Regions from separate parts of the Homo sapiens genome. Here all the other regions are linked to region 1. A link is a contact called in ENCODE Hi-C or POLR2A ChIA-PET data. All regions are on one chromosome and are shown on one strand. Each heading gives the region's core, a stretch centred on a gene start or an enhancer-like site at or near the end of the contact. The rest is flanking DNA. Distances are from core to core; before and after follow the strand shown.

The links. A loop is a pair of places that touch in the nucleus more often than their neighbours do. ChIA-PET counts read pairs that join two places held with the same protein, here RNA polymerase II (POLR2A).
Region 2: a map of HepG2 shows a loop between it and region 1 (4-fold over the local background). The contact joins the promoter of SLC49A3 here to the promoter of PCGF3-AS2 in region 1. A Hi-C loop is called at or near these places in 2 of 168 maps with a recorded cell type or tissue (HepG2 and K562). POLR2A ChIA-PET finds 5 or more read pairs at or near these places in 6 of 52 experiments (AG04450, Caco-2, H1 and 3 more).
Region 3: POLR2A ChIA-PET joins it to region 1 with 14 read pairs in H1. The contact joins the enhancer-like site here to the promoter of PCGF3-AS2 in region 1. POLR2A ChIA-PET finds 5 or more read pairs at or near these places in 5 of 52 experiments (Caco-2, H1, HEK293 and 2 more).

Annotation. Positions count from the first base shown.
Region 1 is chr4:721,284-725,380 of GRCh38, reverse strand. PCGF3-AS2 (PCGF3 antisense RNA 2) reads left to right here and starts at 1,347. Exons shown (of 2, transcript NR_198961.1): 1 at 1,347-1,752; 2 at 2,944-3,136. All of the region lies in intron 1 of PCGF3 (polycomb group ring finger 3), which reads right to left. LOC124900172 reads right to left here. Exons shown (of 8, transcript XM_047416540.1): 5 at 1,306-3,006. The coding sequence ends at 2,053.
Region 2 is chr4:687,729-691,275 of GRCh38, reverse strand. SLC49A3 (solute carrier family 49 member 3) reads left to right here and starts at 2,125. Exons shown (of 10, transcript NM_032219.4): 1 at 2,125-2,283. The coding sequence starts at 2,149. It overlaps LOC124900643 (a long non-coding RNA gene), which reads right to left. Exons shown (of 2, transcript XR_007057985.1): 2 at 3,257-3,547. RefSeq lists enhancers at 1,089-1,138, 914-1,861, 1,862-2,810 and silencers at 2,079-2,138, 2,169-2,338.
Region 3 is chr4:662,426-666,391 of GRCh38, reverse strand. PDE6B (phosphodiesterase 6B) reads right to left here. Exons shown (of 22, transcript NM_000283.4): 14 at 3,774-3,883; 15 at 3,205-3,292; 16 at 2,522-2,622; 17 at 2,171-2,278; 18 at 1,448-1,511; 19 at 1,063-1,137. Among named protein-coding and RNA genes, the nearest start is that of PDE6B-AS1, 9.2 kb to the right of the region's middle. RefSeq lists a silencer at 2,363-2,832 and an enhancer at 2,427-3,019. Within about 2 kb of position 2,716, at least 15 of the 41 ENCODE cell types and tissues checked have a DNase peak (open chromatin) inside an H3K27ac peak, as active enhancers do.

The DNA.
Region 1 (4,097 bases), core at 98-2,597:
AGTCCACAACTTCTCATTAGGTCTTAATTTATCATTTCTTAATATGCAGAAATATAAACGAAAGCTTAAAGCTGGAAACAGAACTTCCCACGATTGTCACGGCTCCACATGTACACCCCTCACAGCGCGGCCGGCGGTCCGCAATACGCACCTCACACGGCCTCTGACAAGGAGAGACAGGAGCTGAAATACGAGTCCTCATCAAAACCAACCACAGAAGCGCAGGCTCTGGTGACCTGAACAGTGTGGGAAGCTCCCTCCTGTGCCCGCATCTGCCCGCCTGCTGCACCCGCGGTGTCACCAGGCCAGTTTCAGATCCAAAACTGCCTACTTCTCTCAGTGTGCACAACTATTGGTATGTATAAAGGCAGATTTATCAACACTAAGACAGTAATTTCTTTTCTTTGCTTTTTTTTTTTTGAGAAAAAGTCTTGCTCTGTCACCAGGCTGGAGTGCAGTGGTGTGATCTCAGCTCACTGCAACTTCTGCCTCCTGGATTCAAGCAATTCTGTCTCAGCCTCCCATGTAGCTGGGACTACAGGCGTGCACCACCACACCCAACTAATTTTTTGTGTGTGTGTGTGAGACGGAATCTCGCTCTGTCGCCCAGGCTGGAGTGCAGTGGCGTGATCTCGGCTCACTGCAAGCTCCGCCTCCCGGGTTCACACCATTCTCCTGCCTCAGCCTCCTGAGTACCCAGCTAATTTTTTGTATTTTTAGTAGAGACGGGGGTTTCACCACGTTGGCCAGGCTGGTCTCGACTCCTGACCTCAGGATCTGCCCACCTAGGCCTCCCAAAGTGCTGGGATTACAGATGTGAGCCACCGTGCCCGGCCAAGAATAATTTCTAACAAAACACCTGGAGTATTTTATGAAGTAAATAAACAAAAGACAGACTTTGAACTGGCAGCTGCCACCCCACCCAGCCCACAGCATGGGCTCCGCCTTCTGGTCCATGGCCCCCACAGCACCGCTGTCCACCAGGGTGCTCCGTGGAGCTTCACCTTCCCTGCCTGTGCGGCCGGCTGTGGTGGCCCACAGGACTGAGCCCCTGACCTGGCTGGCATGGCCGAGGACGGACTCGGGTGTGGAAAAGCCTCCGGGGCCTTTGCTGTAGCCCCTGAGCCTCCTTGTCACCCACTTCCCTGTCTCCCGCAGCCGATCCCACCTCTTCGCTCTCGTCCCAAGGCCACGTGGGCCTGACCACCCCCAGGGCTCCGTGCCCCCTCCCGGCTGACAACCACCATCTGCCCTGAGTCTTTCTGCCGGGGCTCTGCCATTGGGCCCTGAAGTTCTCAAACTGACCCGAACATTCCTTGACTGTTAACAGCAGCTGCTGTGCCTGACGCTTGCAGTCCTGGGCAGACAGCAGCCCCCACCATCCTCACAGCTGCTGGGGAAGGGAGCAAGGCCCAGAGACCCCTTGATCCCTGGACGCCCCACACGCCTCCTCCCTCTGCTGACTCCACTCTGCCCTGTCCCCGGAATGCGCTGCGGCCATGGAGACCACAGGCCTTCTGGGGAGCCAGCCAGCCTGCGGTGCCGTGGGGCCTGACGCGTCACACACCAGACCTGGGTCACAGGGGGTGTTGCACTCCAGCCCCTCCTGGCCTCACAGAGGCCCCTGTGCTGTCCTTCAGGCCTGGGCTGCCCGCTCAGCTCTCGGCTCCATCCCCATCCAGCCAGCAGCCTCCGCTCCTGCGTCTTGAGGGTCTTCCAGGAATCTGCCCTACAAGGCCCCCTCACCTGGGGGTGAGGACCCTGCCCCACACAACCAGACTGAAGGGGCCCCCGCACCGTCTGGAACCCTCTGTCTTTCCTGGTCAGACTCACAAGCTCCACGTCCACACAGCTCTCACTTTCACAGAGCCCCATCCCTCCTTCCCGGGGGTGCCAAGCCCACCCCCTCCTCTGGTCTGCCCTGCCCTACCCTCTGGGCACCCCACTCTGGTCACCCACCTTCTTCTGCTTCCCAAGGGCATCTTCCAGATCTTTTTCCACCTCCCTCCTCTCAATGATCACACCCAGGGCCAGCCCCTCCAGGTGCCACTTCTAGCCTCCGAAATGCACCCTCCTCTCCCCGGTGGACCTCAAGGTCACGTGGCTCCATGGCTCCCGGCAACTGCAGCGGCTAGGAGCCTTCAGAAATGCGCAGGGAACACAGCTCTCACCACACTTTTCAGACACATCCCCGCGCGGATGGCGATGACCGAGTGTGGACCCGGCGCGGACGGCGATGACTGAGTGTGGACCCGGCACGGACGGCGATGACGCGAGTGTGGACCCGGCGCGGGTGGGCGATGACGCGAGTGTGGACCCGGCGTGGATGGCGATGACGTGAGTGTGGACCCGGCGTGGATGGCGATGACGCGAATGTGGACCCGGCACGGACGGGCGATGACTGAGTGTGGACCCGGCGCGGGCGGGCGATGTCGCGAGTGTGGACCCGGCGTGGATGGCGATGACGCGAGTGTGGACCCGGCGTGGATGGCGATGACGCGAGTGTGGACCCGGCGTGGATGGCGATGTCGCGAGTGTGGACCCGGCGTGGATGGCGATGTCGCGAGTGTGGACCCGGCGTGGATGGCGATGACGCGAGTGTGGACCCGGCGTGGATGGCGATGTCGCGAGTGTGGACCCGGCGTGGGTGGGCGATGACGCGAGTGTGGACCCAGCGCAGACAGGTGATGACGCGAGTGTGGACCCAGCGCAGACAGGTGATGACGCGAGTGTGGACCCGGCGCGGACGGCGATGACTGAGTGTGGACCCGGCGCGGACGGGCGATGACGCGAGTGTGGACCCGGCGCGGACGGGCGATGACTGAGTGTGGACCCGGCGCGGACGGGCGATGACTGAGTGTGGACCCGGCGCGGACACAGCCCCGACGTGAATGGATGTGTCTCTGATGCCTCAGTGTGACATATGCCTTCCTCTCCACCCAGCTCAGACACCCCCAAAACACTCCGCACGCCAGCCACGCCGCTGCCTGGGGCAGCCTCCAGCTCCTGTCATTTAGCTGCGGGATGCTGGGAGGAGCTGCTGTTCTGAGTCGCGCCTGCAGCACACAGCCGTCTGGATAACACAGTAGCTTCTGCTTTTTGTTTTGTTTTGCAGTAAAAGTCACATACACACGTATTCAGTATGATGTGCAAAGCGAAGGATGATATTAAGGAAAAACGTATCATCCTGAACACTAAGAGGCAGCGGCTGTTCTCTGCGTAAGGACGTGTCCGTGTCTGTGGGTGTGTCCTTAGATAACACTGCATACACACAGATGCTGCTCTCACACAGACACCGTCCCACGCCCCGTGTGTCCTGCACTACGCGATGTGCTCCGATGCGGTTTCTGCAACGAAGGAGCTGCCACGGGCCTCTCCACGCCCACACACAGAGCCACCCAACCCATCCACCTCCCACAGGCCTCTCCCCACACCCACATGCAGCGACACATGTCCACCCACCTCCCACAGGCCTCTCTCCACGCCCACACGCAGAGCCACCCATCCACCAGTCTCCCACAGGCCTCTTTCCACACCCACATGCAGAGACACCCATCCACCCACCTCCCACAGGCCCCTCCCCATGCCCATACACAGAGCCACCCAACCCATCCACCTCCCACAGGCCCCTCCCCATGCCCATACACAGAGACACCCATCCATCCGTCTCCCACAGGCCTCTCTCCACACCCACACGCAGAGCCACCCGTCTCCCTAAGGGTCCTACAGGCCCTGGGGCCTGCGTTCAGCAGCCCCGCTCACCAGGAGCTTCTCTGTCCTGTGAAAGGAGTCCTGGGGGGCAGGGTGACCCCCAGCGAGTGCACTCTGCCCTCGCCTCGCCCGCAGCCTCCTAAGGCACCGACTCCCTCTCTCTTCCGCTCTCCACCCCGGCACCCTCTGCAGCCTGGACGCCTCAGCCCCCTTTCCCGTCTGGCTGACTGCCCAGCCCAGCCTTCCTCTGGGGAGCTCTGCCAGGAGGAAGAGCCGGCATCACAAGCCCATGCCTGGGGCACATTTTCTTCTGCCACCCATATCTTAGGACAGCCTTGAAGTTTCTGTTGTTTGTGAGTCAGTTTTGCTGAGTTATGGAACTTTCC
Region 2 (3,547 bases), core at 876-3,375, 35 kb after region 1:
AGTCTCACTCTGTTGCCCAGGCTGGAGTGCAGTGGCATGATCTCAGCTCACTGCAACCTCTGCTTCCCGGGTTCGAGATTCTCTTACCTCAGCCTCCCAAATAGCTGGGACTACAGGTGCATGTCACCACACCTGGCTAATTTTTGTATTTTTACTAGAGACTGGGTTTCACCATGTTGGCCAGGCTGGTCTTGAACTCCTGACCTTGTGATCCACCTGCCTTGGCCTCCCAAAGTGCTGGGATTACAGGCGTGAGCCACCGCACCCGGCCCATGGTTTGTAATTTTTAGCATGCAAGTTCTGTAGATGGTTTGCTAAGTTTATACCAAAGTATTTAATTTTCCTTGGAGTAATTATGAATGTCTTTAACTTTGGTTTTCATGTTTCTTGTTGGTATACATCAATGCAAGCGATTGTTGTGTGCTGATCTTGCATTCTGCAATGTTGCTGAGCTCACCTGCTCAACCCAAGAGTTCCGACATGTAGGGAGGAGGAGCCCCTCAACAATGCACGCTCAACAGAGACTGAACAATGGAGGTAGCTACAGTGGCTGCCCCGTTTCATGGTGACACCCCTCGACAATGCACGCTCAACAGAGACTGAACGATGGAGGTAGCTACTGTGGCTGCCCCATTTCATGGTGACAGGCTCAGACACCACCTGTCAGAGGCAGTGCTCCACAATAGTGAGGTCCCTCAACAGGGAAGCCTGCACTGCAACTCCCCCTCTGCCAGGTGGGGTTAGGGGATGTTGAAGGCCCTAGGCCAACATTGGCACTGGACTATGGAGGAAGGTTGTGAGGGGGCTGGGTCCTCAGGGCAGGGCGAGCAAGAGGTGAGGAGAAGGAGAACAGAAGGAACTGGTGGGGGAATGGGGAACAAAGATGAGGGGGGAGGCTAGACGGTGGGGAAGGCAGAGGAGATAAAGAGAGTGAGGACCACAGGGCTCCATCACACGTCTCAGAGAATGGAACCCCCTTGGGGCCCACCCATCTCAGGACACCCCGGGTGAGCTCCATTTTCTCTTTGTTACTGGATGAGACTCTACAAAAAAAAAAAAATCCCAAAGTGGAGAGCTCTATCTGAGACACACACACAATCCCTGCAGAAGACTGCACAGTGAAAGCTGGGGCCTCATCATTAGCCTGTTCAGACTCAGGTGTGGAAAATGGACAGGCCCTGGCAAAGGAGATGAATGTTTAAGACAAAAACCACGAATAATACTGTTCAGGAAACGGGGATGGTTTCAAGGGTCAAGAGAGCCTCCCTGTTTGGGGGAAATCCTGTTTGCACGTCTGACCAGGCCAGCCTCCACCCCACCCCTATACTGGCCTCAGCAACAGGGCCTGGAGCCTCTTGGGTTCCCCCAGGGTGGGCCAGGCACAGTTGTGGGATCAGCAGGTTCTTGCAGAAAAGACTAAGCCGAAACTCCCTCCTCTGCCTTCCAACACACAGGCCTCTCCATCCTAAACAAACAGAAACCTGTGCCTACTCCTCTGAGAGCCGTGTCCTCCATTGTAAAATGCAGGTAACAATCCGGTGCGTGTGTGGCGGACTGCCTACCCCAGGGTGGGGCCCACAGGCCTTTCTGGCCTTCCCTCCAGCCTTGGCCTGCAGCCCCTCGCCCTCCTACCCCATGCCTGCTTCCCGCAGGGGCTGTAGAGGGACTGGTCTGATTTGAGGCTCTGCGCAAAGCCAGCCCAGCCTCTTCTTCCAGGCTGGCCTCTGGCCCCTCCCTGTGGCTGGCTTGAACCTCAGGAACTTGGGGTCCACAGCCCCCTTCAGGAAGTGCAGAGCTTCTGCTGGGCAGAGTGACTTCCAGGCCGCCTTTCCTGCTGAGAAGCACACAGGCTGTGACCGGGGCCCTTCCCGGAAGGGACATTCGGTTTTTGTGGCAGGGACTTCCAGCCTGAGGCCGAAGGAGGAGGGTCCAACTTCACCTTTGCCCGCCCTTCCCCCGCTTTTTTGGGTCTCCTTTAACTGGGACGGGGCGGGACCCTCCTCCGTAGTCCTTGGGGCGGAACTGGCCCCCCGTGGCCCGGCCCGGCCCGGCCCCACCTCCGCCCGCAGGCGGTCCCGGCCCACGCGGGAAGGTCCTTAAGCCCGGGCGGCCGGCGGGACCGGCGGAGACCCGTGGAGGCCGCCGACGATGGCGGGGCCGACGGAGGCCGAGACGGGGTTGGCCGAGCCCCGGGCCCTGTGCGCGCAGCGGGGCCACCGCACCTACGCGCGCCGCTGGGTGTTCCTGCTCGCGATCAGCCTGCTCAACTGCTCCAACGCCACGGTAGGGGCAGGGGCGGGGACAGGTGGCTCCGGGACCCTCAGTCCCTCGGACCAGCCGGGTTTTGTTTTCCTGTGGCCACAGCCCGAGGTGCCAGGTGCTGGCTGGGGGCGGGGGGTGCCTTCTGGAGGTGGCTAGGGATTGCGGGCACTGGGGGCACTGTCTGTCCTGGAGGTGGCTGGGCCCAGGGCACAGAGCAGGGCTGGGTGCCCCGGGGGATCTGCCAGTCACGGAGTCCCAGCCCTTCCCAGCCTTCAGTGGCTCCAGCCTGGGTCCCTCTTCCCCAGCCAGTCACATACAGGTGGCCCTGCGTTGGCCCTCTCTCCTTCCACGCCTCCCAGCCCCAGGACAGCAGGCACACAGCAGAGGCGCGCTTGGAGCCGCCCTCCCCTCCACCTGACTCTGAGTGAGGGGCGGCTCCTGGGCTGGGCTGGGTTCCGTCCTGCCCCCACCCCCTTCAGGTGTTGCACGCTGCAGCCTTTCCCGCCCTGTGTGCCCTCATCAGCCATCCCCCGGAGCCTCAGGAACTGGTCAGGCAGTATCTGGCCAACGTGCAATGAACAGCTAGAGTTGGCAGCAGGACCCACAGCTCAGGGAGGCGCCAGGTCACGGGGATGGTCAGGAAGCTCGGGGGCAGGGGCAGGAGTCACTCTCAGGCCTGGGTCAGGGCTCTTCCAGGTGGACCCCGGGGCCTCTCCCCTCCTCCTTTGCTGGCTGGGTATGGAGGGCCAGCCTCTGGCCGAGACAGGCCCGGGATCTGCTGGATGGGCCCAGGGGCTGCCTGCTGCCCACAATGCTGGCACGAGCCGTAACTCACTGCTGTGGCTTGGCGTCCTGGCCCACCATGTCCAGGCACTGGGGAAGCCATAACTGGCTTTGGGTGGAGTGTCTGAGGGTGCAGGGCTGGTTTCATGGTCCAAGAGTCAGTGGGTGTCGTAGGTGTGGGGCGTTCCTTGGACAGTCAAGGGCCTCCTGCTGCAGTTCTTCACTGTTTTATTAATATCCACGAGTCATCATGGAGCACACAGAAATCTCACCCTGACACCAAGAGTCGTCATGGTCTCTGCCTGGGTCACCACAGTGAGCCGTAAGCACCATGTTCACTCCAGCCAAGTGCCCTTGAGGCTGGAGGTTACTCATCTGCAGCCAGTGACCAGGGATCCCGGGTTCCAACCAGCAGCATGAGGGCCAGGCGGAGCAGAGCTTGGGTCAACACCCACCCCGGAAGGCAGCCCAGTGCTCTGGATGAGACTCAAAGGACCCAAGG
Region 3 (3,966 bases), core at 1,467-3,966, 60 kb after region 1:
TCGGGAGGGGAAGCTGACACCCTCTCCCTTGGCCAGCGGCTCCACAGCTCCTAGGAACTGTGGGCAGCTTCTTCCCACAGCTGCTGTTGGCTCCAGCCCGTGGTCCCCTGAGGGCAGCCCCCTCTTGGCTCTGGGGACCCTTACTGCAGCTGGGGAGAGGCGGGGAGGGGGATGGGCTGTACACAGTGCTGAGCCGGGCTGGGCTGCACTGCCCAGACACTCGGCTGACCAGGACCTCGCTGTGCACTCGCCTGGGGCAGACACAGACGTGCTCTGGAGCTGTTTCTAGTGTCAGACCCCGAGTGCCCTGGGCTGTCCGTCCCCTCACAGCGTCCTGGTGGAGGGTGAACCATGCAGGACTCTAGAGGCCGGGCGCGGGGGATGGACCTGCTGCCTGTCCTTCCCCTGTGGGGCTTTGCTGACCAACCAATGCCCCCTTTCCTGCCGAGGCTGCACCTGGCCTAAGCCCTCTCCACTGCAGGCTCCAGAGAGCCCCTCGCCGCCCACCAGAGCGGGTGTGTGAGAAACCACAGCTCCCACCTGGTCCACGTGGGGCTGGGGCAGCCCTGCCTCTCCTGTTCCTGGCGCCTATCCTGACTCTCCCATTTGCTGGCACCTCTCCTGCTGCCAGGAGGTATCCAGACCCCGCTGCTGACCTGAGGACCCTGGCATTGTCCATCATACCACTGTGTGGGCCCGGGACGCCCCCCATGCGTTCTCTGCCCCAGCACCCTCCCCAGGGCTTTCTTGGTGCATGGCTCGCGGCCCTGCTGGGGTTCACCTGCAGAGCTGCCTGGACCCAGAGGCTCCTGGTGATGAGCGGGTGGCCCTGGTTCCTCCAGTGCCAACGACGTCACCTCTGCATAAGCATCACCCAAGCCACAGCTGTACCCAGGTCCGAGCCACCCACACGCATGTCACATGATCCCACAAAGTGAGATAAGGACCCCACGACCTCAGAACCCCCTGCCTGAGACCAAGCCAGGACCTGAGGCTCCTGAGGACCAAGAGGGGTCTCTAACACCCGTTTCAGGAGTGGAAGGTTCCAGAAGCAGCACTCACAATGGGCTGCTGATCCAAGACTGTCCTTTCCAAGTCACCTTGCTCCCAGAACTCAGCAGCCACGAGAAGTGCGACCTGGAGGCACAGGAAGGCAGCTGTCTGTGGAGCTCTGAGCCCACGCGGAAGGGCCCGGGCCCGCCCCGTGAGGCTCCGAGCCTCGGTCTTCTCCGCCCCAGACCCCCGGGGTCCCCACCACACAGGGCTCCGGTTGAGCCATGTAGACACACTGCAGTACCCCCATCCTTGCCGCCCTGGCCTGGCCCCGAGGTGGCCCTCAGAGCTCCTTGCAAACAATGGTCCGTTGCCATCCGAGGCTCCCGCCCGCCCGGCAGTCCCATGTGCTGAGAGGCACTGACTCTGGGTCTGGAGGGCCCTCTGTTCTAACCTTGCTCTGGACTTCCCAGGGCTTGGTGATGGCAGACAGGTCGCAGGCTGTCATCATCATGGCCCTGCAGACACAAACCGGGCACGAGTGCTGATGGGCGTCTCCTGAGGGCAGGTGGTTTATATGTGTTTTCTTTTTTGAGATGGAGTCTTGCTCTGTTGCCCAGGCTGGAGTGCAATGGCGCAATCTCAGCTCACTGCAACCTCCGCCTCCCGATTCTTGTGCCTCAGCCTCCCGAGTAGCTGGGATTACAGGCGCCCGCCACCACGCCCGGCTAATTTTTGTATTTTCGGTAGAGACGGGGTTTCACCATGTTGGCCAGGCTGATCTCGAACTCCTGACCTCAGGTGATCCACTCCCCTCGGCCTCCCAAGTGCTGGGTTTATGTGTATTTTCTCACTGGGTCCCTGGGACCAGCCTGGGGAGGGGCTGGTTGTGAATCACCATTTTACAGGTGAAAAAGTGGAAGGTCAAAATGAAGTAAGTTACTGCCAAGGGCTACAGACCAATGCAGGGCCTGTGTGCTCCCCAGCTCTGCACCATCTCCCTGAGAGCTGGGGGGAAATAAGGACGGCGCATTTGTTTCACAGCCCTCGACAAGCTGCCGCGACGGGCTCTTCCTGCTCCAGAGCGTCTGGGGAGGGCTGCAGGGTTAACCAGCTGGTGAGTGGGCCCGGTCCCTGCGAGGGAAGGACCCCTCGTGCCCCCTCCGCCCGCGCTCACATGACGATCTCCTTCCGGGTCGTCTCCAGGGACAGGTACTCCACCCAGCTCTTCTTGTCCTGGTAGTTCTTGGACTCATCCACGATCTTCTGAAACATCGCTCTCTTCCTGAACCCAGGGAACAAGGGAGGTGCAGGTGGGAGCAAGTGTGGAGACCCCGCCCCAAGCGCCCGTCTGCAGGGAGGCGCGGAGCCCGAGCGAGGCCCCATCCGGGGTGCGCGGGGCCGGCGGGCAGGGACGGAATCCGGGGCTGCGTCCCCCGGGCTGTGCCGCCGCTGCGCCCCCGTGTCTGCCGGGGGTCCCAGGCTACCCGCCCGCCCCGCGAGGCGCCCCCTCCCGGAAGGCGCGCACTTGAAGTACAGGGCCAGGTCCGTGGCGATGATGGCGATGTCCATCAGGTGGATCACGTGCTCGTGCTGCCGCCGGTTCAGGTTCTGGTAGATGTTCAGGGTCTGCGGAGGTTATGCCCAGCGCGTCAGGCGCCCTGCGGCCACCTCTCAGGGTGCCCGGGGACCCCGCCCCTTCCGCCTCGGCTGCCTGTGCCTCTCACGCCCCCGCCCTCGGGCCCTCGGTGGGCGGGACCCCTAATCCGCCTGCTGCTCAGGGCCCTCCTCAGGGTGCCCAGCTCTCCACCAGCGGCTCCATCGTCGGCTTGGGACGCAGATGGCCTCAGAGGTCACCACCGGGGAGCGCAGGGAGGGGTCCACTGAGTGTCCAGGTCCTTGGGGGCCGCTCAGGGCTCGGCTGCCCTTCATTCCCCCGCTGGTGGGTCCCGGGCCGCTTCCCCTTCGGCTTCCACCCCACCCCATGAGGGGCCCTTTCCAGTTGTCTTCCCCACAAGCGTTTTCCCAGGGCCTCCGATGCACCTGCCCTCAGCCTCGGCCCTCCGCCTTCTCTGCCGCCCTCCCCCAGTGCTCACACACCCAGTGCTCACCCGCTGCATCAGAACCCTGCTCCGCAGGATACGGCCCTGCCGTCCTGCGGACGCTGCGTCCCCAGCGCCCACAGCAGAAACCGAGGGTGAGTATACCAACCTCCTCCGAGAGCAGGAACTTCCCAAACTCCAGGTGGTGCCGCTCCAAAATCGAGGAGCCGTGGAGCTTAGCCAAGGGGTTCTGGGACCTGTTACACAGGTGGTGGAGGTGAGGCCCGTGGGACCTGCCCTTGGCCCACCCTGCGCTCTGCAGCCCCCCCAGATGGGCCCCACTTTCTTTTTTTTGAGACAGGGTCTGCCTCTGTCACCCACTCTGGAGTGCAGTGGTGCAATCATGGCTCAATACAGCCTTGACCTCCTGGGCTCAAGTGATCCTCCCACCTCAGCCTCCTAAGTAGCTGGGACCACAGGTGTGCGCCACCATACACAGCTTTTTTTTTTTTTTTTTTTTTTAAGTTTTTGTAGAGGAGAGCTCTTGCCATGTTGCCCAGGCTGGTCTCGAACTCCTGGGCTCAAGCAATCCCCTCGCCTTGGCCTCCCACAGTGCTGGAGTACGGGGCCTGGCCGTGGACTCCACTTTCTACATAGCCTGCTATGCGAAGCCTAATTCACGCCAAGGGCGTGGAGTTGATTTAGGGCTAATTCACATGCCCGCCCTGAGGTGCCTACTTCATCTGGTACAGGTTGTTGGTGCCGCGGTGGTCGATGTCATGGCACAGGCCGGCTGTCACCATGGCGAAGGCCTCCAGGTCCGTGTAGTAGCTCTTCAGTTTGCCGGTCTGTAGAGACAGGGCCACCTTGCTCACCGGTCCTGGCTCCAGCAGGGTGGGGAGTGGTGAGGGGTTGGGATGACCTAGGCGTC